Linked DNA regions of Homo sapiens: region 1 is linked to region 2. A link is a loop called in an ENCODE intact Hi-C map of the cell type or tissue named here. Cell type or tissue: heart right ventricle. All regions are shown on one strand. Links, peaks and the distances in the headings refer to the core of each region. The heading gives the core; the rest is flanking DNA.

Evidence for each region. A loop is a pair of places that touch in the nucleus more often than their neighbours do. Peaks named below come from ENCODE experiments on the same cell type or tissue, not always from the same donor. Only the 100,000 strongest peaks of a DNase experiment are listed, where the experiment ranks them.
Region 1: it touches region 2 in a loop (3-fold over the local background); 10 of 110 quality-filtered maps call a loop at or near these places.

What each region holds. Positions count from the first base shown.
Region 1 is chr2:96,551,880-96,556,263 of GRCh38, forward strand. It overlaps ARID5A (AT-rich interaction domain 5A), which reads left to right. Exons shown (of 7, transcript NM_212481.3): 7 at 1-755. The coding sequence ends at 434. Among named protein-coding and RNA genes, the nearest start is that of ARID5A, 17 kb to the left of the region's middle. RefSeq lists enhancers at 77-136, 1,930-2,455. In heart right ventricle, for the core only: CTCF peaks have their summits at 2,682 (motif pointing left) and 2,915; a DNase peak (open chromatin) is centred at 2,622; H3K4me3 peaks cover 604 bases; H3K27ac peaks cover 427 bases.
Region 2 is chr2:96,468,111-96,472,494 of GRCh38, forward strand. No RefSeq gene overlaps it. Among named protein-coding and RNA genes, the nearest start is that of NEURL3, 35 kb to the right of the region's middle. RefSeq lists a silencer at 2,659-2,888. In heart right ventricle, for the core only: CTCF peaks have their summits at 2,613 (motif pointing right) and 2,814; a DNase peak (open chromatin) is centred at 2,661; H3K4me3 peaks cover 1,094 bases.

The DNA.
Region 1 (4,384 bases), core at 310-4,309, 84 kb after region 2:
GTGCTGCCCACAGTGGGAAGAGACTGCGGGCCGTGTCTCCCTTTCTTAAGGAGGCGGATGCCAAGAAGTGTGGGGCCAAACCTGCAGGGTCCGGCCTGGTCTCCTGCCTTCTGGGCCCAGCCCTGGGGCCTGTGCCCCCAGAGGCCTACAGGGGCACCATGCTGCACTGCCCGCTGAACTTCACTGGCACCCCGGGCCCCTTGAAGGGCCAGGCTGCACTCCCCTTCAGCCCCCTGGTCATCCCGGCCTTCCCGGCCCACTTCCTGGCCACCGCAGGCCCCTCGCCCATGGCCGCTGGCCTGATGCACTTCCCCCCAACGTCCTTCGACAGTGCCCTCCGCCACAGACTTTGCCCGGCCTCATCTGCCTGGCACGCACCACCAGTCACAACCTATGCAGCGCCCCACTTCTTCCACCTCAACACCAAGCTGTAGGCCAGCCCATGGTGTTGTGTACACTGTGGAGTCGACAGGGGCCTACAACAGGCAGGTACTGCTGCCAGGGGGCTCTGAACTAGTGCCTGCTACCCAGGACACCCGGGCCATGCCCCTGGCTGGGCAGCCTGGCACAAGTGAAGAAGAAGGCAGTGGGAAAACTGGGTTTATCTCAAGGCAGCAGCCTGAGCCCAGGAGCAGAGGACCCAGTTGTTATAAGGCGCTGGGAGAGGATGGGCAGCTCCCACTGCCCCAGAGCGGAGCTCGAAGCACCCAGGTTGCCCACGGAAAATCCAATAAAAAGACACCAGTGTGAATCCACGTAGCCCTGAGGTGTGTGTGGTATGGGCCTTTGCAACGGCAGGCAAGGCGGGGGTGAGCTTGTGGGTGGGGCTGCCATTAGGGGGCCAAGGAGGTGGACCTGAACGCCACTACCCCACTGAAGAGCGGGCCCAAAGCAAACCCCAGCCTCTGCCGTTTAGGCAGCCTCTAACATCTGTCCTTGCCTTCAGTCCAGTTTCCTAGTTGAGCTTCAGGGAATGCTTGCTGCCTTCCTCATTGTGGAGATGGGGATTGGAGGTCCTGGGAGGGTCGGTGACTTGCCCAGGTTCCCCTGGCAGGAGGGGCAGGGGAGGGCTGCACAGGCTGTGTGACTCCCGTGCTCTGAGCGGGACCCCAGGCTGTTACCAGTGCCCCTGGGGGGTTGGGGGTGTGACCAGGAAGCCTGAGTTGGTCTGCGTTGGTGGTGGATGTAGATTTCTGGGGCCTGCAGCTGAGCCCTCTCTGCAGCCCCACCCCACTTGCCTGAACCGCATGGACAGACCAGAATGACCACTGGATTGAAATCACCGGAGGTGCCTGGAGGGAAAGGGGAGCAAATCCACTGGTCTGGGCCTGGGTGTCTGCATCGGTAACAAGCCCCTGCAGTTTCAGATGTGGTTGCCCCAGGGCTCATATTAGAATCCCTGCGGCTTGACGCCCTGCTTCCTGCAGGCCGGATGGGAGCAGGGCCTTGGCTCAGGAGGAGGGAGGGTGGGTTCTTTTCAGAGGCACTGTCCCCTCCCTCCACAAGCAGCCTGCACCCAAACAGCTTCACATGTAGTCCTGGAAAAGTGGGGCTACTGCTGGCCAAGCAGAGGGCAGATGTCGGGGCTACAGGTGTGAGCAGGTCAGTGGGTGACACGCACCACTGGAACTTACCCTGGCCGCTGGGGCTGGGATGCTCATGAACTCCGGCCATGGGAAGGGCCCCCATAGGTTGCAGGTAGAGAGGCCAAGGCCGGGGATGGGCAGGGTCTTGCTTGCCCAAGGCTACCATCCACGATGACAGAACCCAGACCAGGGAACGTGCAGCATGCCTGGCACCAGGGAGTGGGTGGCCAGGCCAAAAGGGCACCCTATCCAGCCCCTGCCCCTGGCCACCTCCTTCAGGAGCAGCCTGTGGAGGAGAGCTCAGGCACCTTCCAAGCGAGGCCTGTGACGGGTGGAGGGGCAAAGAGTGGTGCTCCCTGCTGTTGAGAGCACTCAGGCTCTGCAGGGGCATCTCCCAACCTTCCACCTCTTTCCTTCTGAGAGATGCCAAGATGTCAGCCTGAGCACCTGGAGTGACCAGCCCTGAGCTCCGCACTGCCACATGCGCCCGTGTGCAGTCCATCTCTCCGAGCTGTGGAGGCTCAGTGGATGATAAAGAACGGGGAGGGGCTGGGTGCAGTGGCTAACACCTGTAATCCCAGCATTTTGGGAGGCCAAGGGGGGTGGATCACCTGAGGTCAGGAGTTTGTGACCAGCCTGGCCAAGATGGTGAAACTCCATCTGTACAAAAACTACAAAAATTAGCCAGGCATGGTGGCGGGCACCTGTAATCCCAGGTACTTGGGAGTCTGAGGCAGGAGAATCACTTGAACTCGGGAGGCAGAGGTTGCAGCGAGCCGAGACTGCGCCACTGCACTCCAGCCTGGGCAACGAGCAAAACTCGGTCTCAAAAAAAAAAGAAGGGAGGAGCTGAGTTCTGCCCACCCTCCAGGCCCTGGGTGCTGGGCCACAGATCACTGGGGTCGGATCCCCTGCCTGGATAAAAGGGGAGGTGACCCTGTTGTGTGCAGGGTCCTGCCCAGCATGGGGCAGGGTGCCCTTCATCTACGAAGCAACATTGGCCTGGCCCTGGCACAAAGATGGGCAGGCGGCCCGTCAGCAGGACTTGAGGGCAGGCAGCTCAGCGCTGCGATCACGGCGCCCTCTGGAGGCCGATCTGAAGAATGCACTTCCCGTGGGACGTCTGTCCTGGGCAGGTGGGCGCCCTGGGCAGGACGCAGGGGACCCTGCTTTGGCACAGATGCTAGAGCCGGATGTAGTCATGCTTCCAGGGCACCCTCTGGGCCCAGTGCCCCACAGCCCGGTACTAGCTGTACCCGATTCTCGGAGGGTAGCGTCCTGGCTCACAACCCGCCTGAATGGTGGGGTCCCGTCAGTGCCTCTGATTCCTCAGTGAGCAGAGACTGAGGACAAGTACCAGGGCTGGAGACCTGAGGTTGAGGGGAGGAGGGGACGAGAATGAGTGATCTCAGACGGGAGCACCGCCATGCCCTGGGGCCTCTGGGAAGCACTAGGTTCCACCTGAGGTTGGTGGCACGGGTTTTGGGTTTCGGCGGGACCAGGCCACAAGCTGTGTGACGATTCGGAGTAGGGGAGAGTCAGGTTCCACCGAGGAGGCACTGGGCCGGGACAGTCTGGCACAGCAGAGCGGGACAGGGAGCTGAGGCGAGTGCAGGGAGCCAGGCCAGTGGAAGGCCTGGAGTCCAGGCTGGGTGCGGGGAGCCAAGGACGGTTGGCGGGACTGATGCAGCGCAGTGGGGCTCCGAGAACCGCAGGACTCAAGGAGGTGGCCTGGGGATAAGAGGCATGGCTGACGTTCCCTGTACCTGGGTGCACTCGTGGGAGTGAGTGGAGGAGAGCAGGCCAAGGAACGAAGGGGCTGGGGCGTGGGAATCCTTGGAGTCACCGCCTTTGTGCCAAGGTCAGGCAAGAAGTGGGGAGGAGGGGCTCGGGGTCCACAGCAAGGCCACGATGCAGGGGCAGCAACATGGGCTGGCAGCAACCCCCACCTCGGGACAGCGTGGAGAAGCGACCTGCACTGGAGGGAGCTGAGGGAGTGGTCTCAGGGTGGGCACAGCCATGGGCTGGCAGGGGAGGAAGCAGAGGGGCAACTGGGAGCCCAGGCAGGGAAGTGAGAGACCTCCACCACTCAGCAAAGGTTTACCCTCAAAACCAGAGGGTGGGCCAGGTGCGATGGCTCATGCCTGTAATCCTAGAACTTTGGGAGGCCAAAACAGGCAGATCACCTGAGGTCAGGAATTCGACACCAGCCTGGCTAACATGGCAAAACCCCATCTCAACTAAAAATACAAAAATCAGCCGGGCGTGATGGCATGCACCTGTAGTTCCTGCTACCAGGGAGGCTGAGGCAGGAGAATCACTTGAACCCAGGAGGCGGAGGTTGCAGTGAGCTGAGATTGTGCCATTGCACTCCAGCCTGGGCTACAAGAGTGAAACTCTGTCTCAAAAAAACAAACAACAGAGGCTGCTGACAGTGGCCTGAGATGTGTTTAATTTTTTTTTTTAAGAGATGGGGTCTTGCAGTGTCACCCAGGCTGGAGTGGTGCTGTGGCTATTCACAGGCAAGACCATCATGCATTGCAGCACCCAAACTCCTGGACTCAAGCAGTCCTCCCACCTCAGCCTCCCAAGCAGCTGGGACTACAGGTGCATGTCACGGCAGCCAGCTAAATGTTTTTAAATAGTTGCCAGAATTTAAAAATCAGATTTCACATAAAAATGTGGGTATCAGGCTTCTCTTTAAAAACCAGAATTTTTGGCCAGGCGCTATGTCTCACGCCTGTAATCCCAGCACTTTGGGAGGCCGAGGCAGGCAGATCACCTGAGGTCAGGAGTTC
Region 2 (4,384 bases), core at 113-4,112:
CTGACCCGGTCCTCTGCCCTTGGAGGCAGACAACATTGGCAGCCAAGGCTGTAGGACCTTTCTCCTCACTCACCTACATGCTCACTCATCCCACTTGTGGGATGGGGAATGGCTGCTTTAGCCAAAATTGTGTGTACACATATGGGTGTGAGTGGGTGGCATGTACACATATGTGGGCATGTGTGTGTGTATAAAACCGCCCCTTGCCCATGCCACTGCACAATATGTGTCATGGGCCTTGCTACCATTAGTAGATATAAAGTTATATCTTTTTATGTCTCTGAGCATATATTTACTACATAAATAATGTTACACAAATTAAAATATATAATATATGCTTTTGTCTGTCTACTGTGAAGATTTTTTTCCTTTTACCTGCCTGCCTTTTTCCTTTCAAGCCTCTCCTTCCCTCCCAGCTCCCCATTCCCCTTCCTTCTCCCCACCTTCTCTCTTTTGTAATTTTTTCCTTTATTTTTGTTTTTAGTAGAGACACAGTCTTGCTATGTTGCCCAAGCTGGTCTCGAGCTCCTGAGCTCAAGCATCCTCCTGCCTCAGCCTCCCAAAGTGCTGGGATTACAGGCGTGAGCCACTGCCCAGCCCCCATCTTCTCTCTTATGTCCTTCCTCTCTCTTTTCCATTTCTCCACCCCACATTGCCTCACCCCACACATGTAACCTTGCCCATATTCTTTCAGAACCTTCTCCATACTGATATAATCATATGAGGCTTACATGCCCAGGTGTGTGCGTGCACGAGTGTGTGTGTGCACGTGCATGTGTGTGTGTGCACGCGCTTGTGTGTGTACACAGACATGCATAGGAGATTTTGGCCCTTATTTGTTTTACAAAAGTGGAATTCTATTAAACATACATCTTTGCAAATACCTCGTAGAAAGCCTACAAGTTAAAGAGCAGAGCTCCAATTTTTTCATCTCATTGCTTCCTGCCACTCACCTTGAGGACGCATCTTAATCCACCCACCTCCTCATTGATGAGCGCTCCGTCTGTGCTCCGCCTCTATTCACAGTGCTGCCATTGACAACTTTTTTCATGTGTTCTGATGTGGTGGTGTGTCTGTTTCTAGAATTACAATAGTGAAAAGTATGCGTATGTTTTATTTTAGTACAGGTTGCCAAATTGCTGTTTACCAAAACCTGAAGCAGTGCCCTGTAAGGGGAAAACTCCAGCCACAGCTCTCATGGCTGCCCTCCATGATAACAAATGATACAGCATTGTGACTTTAATTTGCATTTATTCAACCACCAATACACTTGAGAATGTTTTTATAGTTGAGTGGCCATTTGGATTGCTCTTCTGTGAATTTTCTGTTTGTGTCGTTTGTCCACTTTTTAAAATTGTGTTATCTTTTCTTGCAAATTTGTAAGAGTTCTTTGTATACTACGCACTGTATTCTAGAGAATGATCCTTTGTCCTTTGGGTTATGAGATAGTATTATTAGATAGTATTTTCCCAATCTGTTTCTTTCTTTCTTTTTTTTTTTTTTTTTTGAGACGGAGTCTCACTCTGTCACCCAGGCTGGAGTGCAGTGGCGCGATCTCGGCTCACTGCAAGCTCCGCCTCCCGGGTTCACGCCATTCTCCTGCCTCAGCCTCCCGAGTAGCTGGGACTACAGGTGCCCACCACCACGCCCGGCTAATTTTTTTTTTGTATTTTTTTAGTAGAGACGGGGTTTCACCGTGTTAGCCAGGATGGTCTCGATCGCCTGACCTTGTGATCCGCCCGCCTCGGCCTCCCAAAGTGCTGGGATTACAGGCTGAGCCACCGCGCCCGGCATCTGTTTCTTTATTAAATTTGCTGATGGTATTCTTCACCATGCAAAGTTTTAAAATTATTATATAAGCAAACATGTCTGTCTTTTATAGCTTCTGAATTTCCTATTTTGGCTAAGAATCAGTCTCCTAGGTTTCTTCAGTTTTGCTTTGGTTTGGTTTTGGCTATTTTAACATTTATAACGTCATCTAGAATTCAGTTTGGGATTGTGGTGTGTGAGAGGGTCCAGTTTATTTCCTTCTGATGGAGAGACAGGTTGGCCAGGGCCATTGAGGGGACACGCTAGCTTTTCCCTCTTACTTGTAACGCTTCCTTTTTAATCCGTTAACCTCGCATATACTGGACTCCCTTCCTGAATTGTCTCACTGTTCCAGGAATCTAGTTGTCTCTTCCCACATAGACACTATATCGGTTGGTTACAAAATGTCCTCATTTGGTTCCGCCGGCTGCTGTTTTTCATGCTTATCTTGCAGACCTTGGTCATTTATTTACCCATGCAAAAATATTCCTATGCAAGAATGTGATATGCCTTCCATCTGTTCAGATTTTCTCTAATGTCCTAAGGCTGGTTTTATAGTTCTCTTCCTAGGGTCCTTCCCTTTCAAACGAAAGTCTCCTGTGTATGATTTATTTCCTTAAATCACTTCAACAAATGTTTATTGAACACAAATAGTCAGACGGAGCCCGAAGCTGCAGGGTCCGCGGTACTAGGAGCCTGCAGGCTGGAGGGGAAGGGGCAGAAGAAGACTGGGGAGGCAGGATGGGACAGGGCGGGAACAGGAAGGAGACCCCTTGAGGGACCTGCGCAGGGTTCCAGCCCCGCGACCCACCGGCAGAGGGCGGTACCAAGGAGGGTCCGTGCGGGCTTCTCGGTCCCTGGCAACCCGCTGGTCACTGTCTTCCAGGACTGGTAGAGGGCGGCCTTGGGCCCCTGCAGGCGGGAGGCAGGAGACGGGGCCTGCCCACCTCGCCCCAGGCTGCTGTGCCGCACCCAGGGTGGCCCAGAGCCGCGGTGCCAGCGGTGCCAGCCTGAGGCAGGGTGCAGTATAGGGACCTGGGCCAGGCCCCAGGGGAAAGCGCTTCCCTCCAGCCGCGGACACCCCAGGGGCCACGGCGGGGTTGGCGGGAGTCCGGCCAGGAATCCGAAATCGGGTTCCAGGAATCTGGGGCCGCGGCCTGGGTCCAAAAGACCCCTCCGCTTGTTCCTGTGGGGCGGGTAAAAGCAGACCCCAGGGAGTACATGGATAGGCAAAATCGTATGATTCAAAAGGAACAAAAAGGGTGCACAGTGCCCCTCGCCCCCATTCCATCAATTCAGGACCTTTGTCAGTCTTATAGATGAAAACGCCTACTAGAGATTTAATTCTCATTTTCTCTTACGAGTGAGTTCTGGCATCATTTCATGTTAAAGCCCTTTGTAATAATCATATGATCCAGCAATTCCACTTCTAAGTATACATACATCCAAAAGAATTGAAAGCAGGGACTCGAACAGGTATTTGTACACTCATGTTCACAGCAGCGTCACTCATAATAGGCCAAATGTGGACATAACCCAAGGGTCTGTCTGCAGATGAGCGGGTAAACAAAACGTGGTACAGTAGTCCCCTTTATCGGCGCATGACAGTTCCATGACCCCCGGTGGATGCCGGAAACCATGGATAGCATTGAACCCTACCTACATATGCCAAGGGTTTTTTTCCCCCTTTTCCGTGTGTGTGTGTGCGTGTGTGTGTGTGTGTGTGTGTGTGAGAGAGAGAGAGAGAGAGAGAGAGAGAGGGTTCTCACTCTATTGCCCAGACTGGTCTTAAACTCCTGGGCTCAAGAGGTCCTCCCACTTCCACCTTCCAAAGTGTTTTTCAGGAGTACAGGCCTGAGCTACAAGGCCCAACCCTGTTTATTTCGTATACATACATCCCTATGATAAAGTTTAATTTATGAATTAGGCACAGTAAGACATTAACAATAACGAATCATAAATAGAACGGTTAAGTAAAATAAAGATTGCTTGTACACAAATGCCGCAATACTGAGATCACCAATATGATAACCAAGCTGGGTACTAAGTGACTAACAGGCAGTGGCATAGATGCGGGAAATTTTGTCACACTACTCACAGCAGTGAGAAATTTAAAACTCATGAATTGTTTATTTCTGGAATCTTCTGTTTAATATTTTCCGACTGCAGTTGACCCCAGGTAACTTAAACCATGGAAGAAGAAACCCCAAAAAGGGGGGAACTGTTGTATATACATACAGTGGTGTATTATTCAGCCTTAAAAAGGAATGAAATTCTGACACGTGGTATAAACATGGACAGACCTCAAAGGCATTATACTAAAAAATAAGCCAGACACAAAAGAACAAATATTGTATGACTTCACGTATATGAAATATCTAGAATAGGCAAATTCACAGAGACAGAATCATGGTTGCTAGGGATTGGGGGTGGGGGGGTATAGGGAATTATTTAACGGGTACAGAGTTTCAGTTTGGGGAGATGAAAAAGTTCTAGAAATGGATAGTGGTTAACCACAATATGAATATATTTGTACTACAATATGAATATATTTAATGCCACTGAATTTTATACT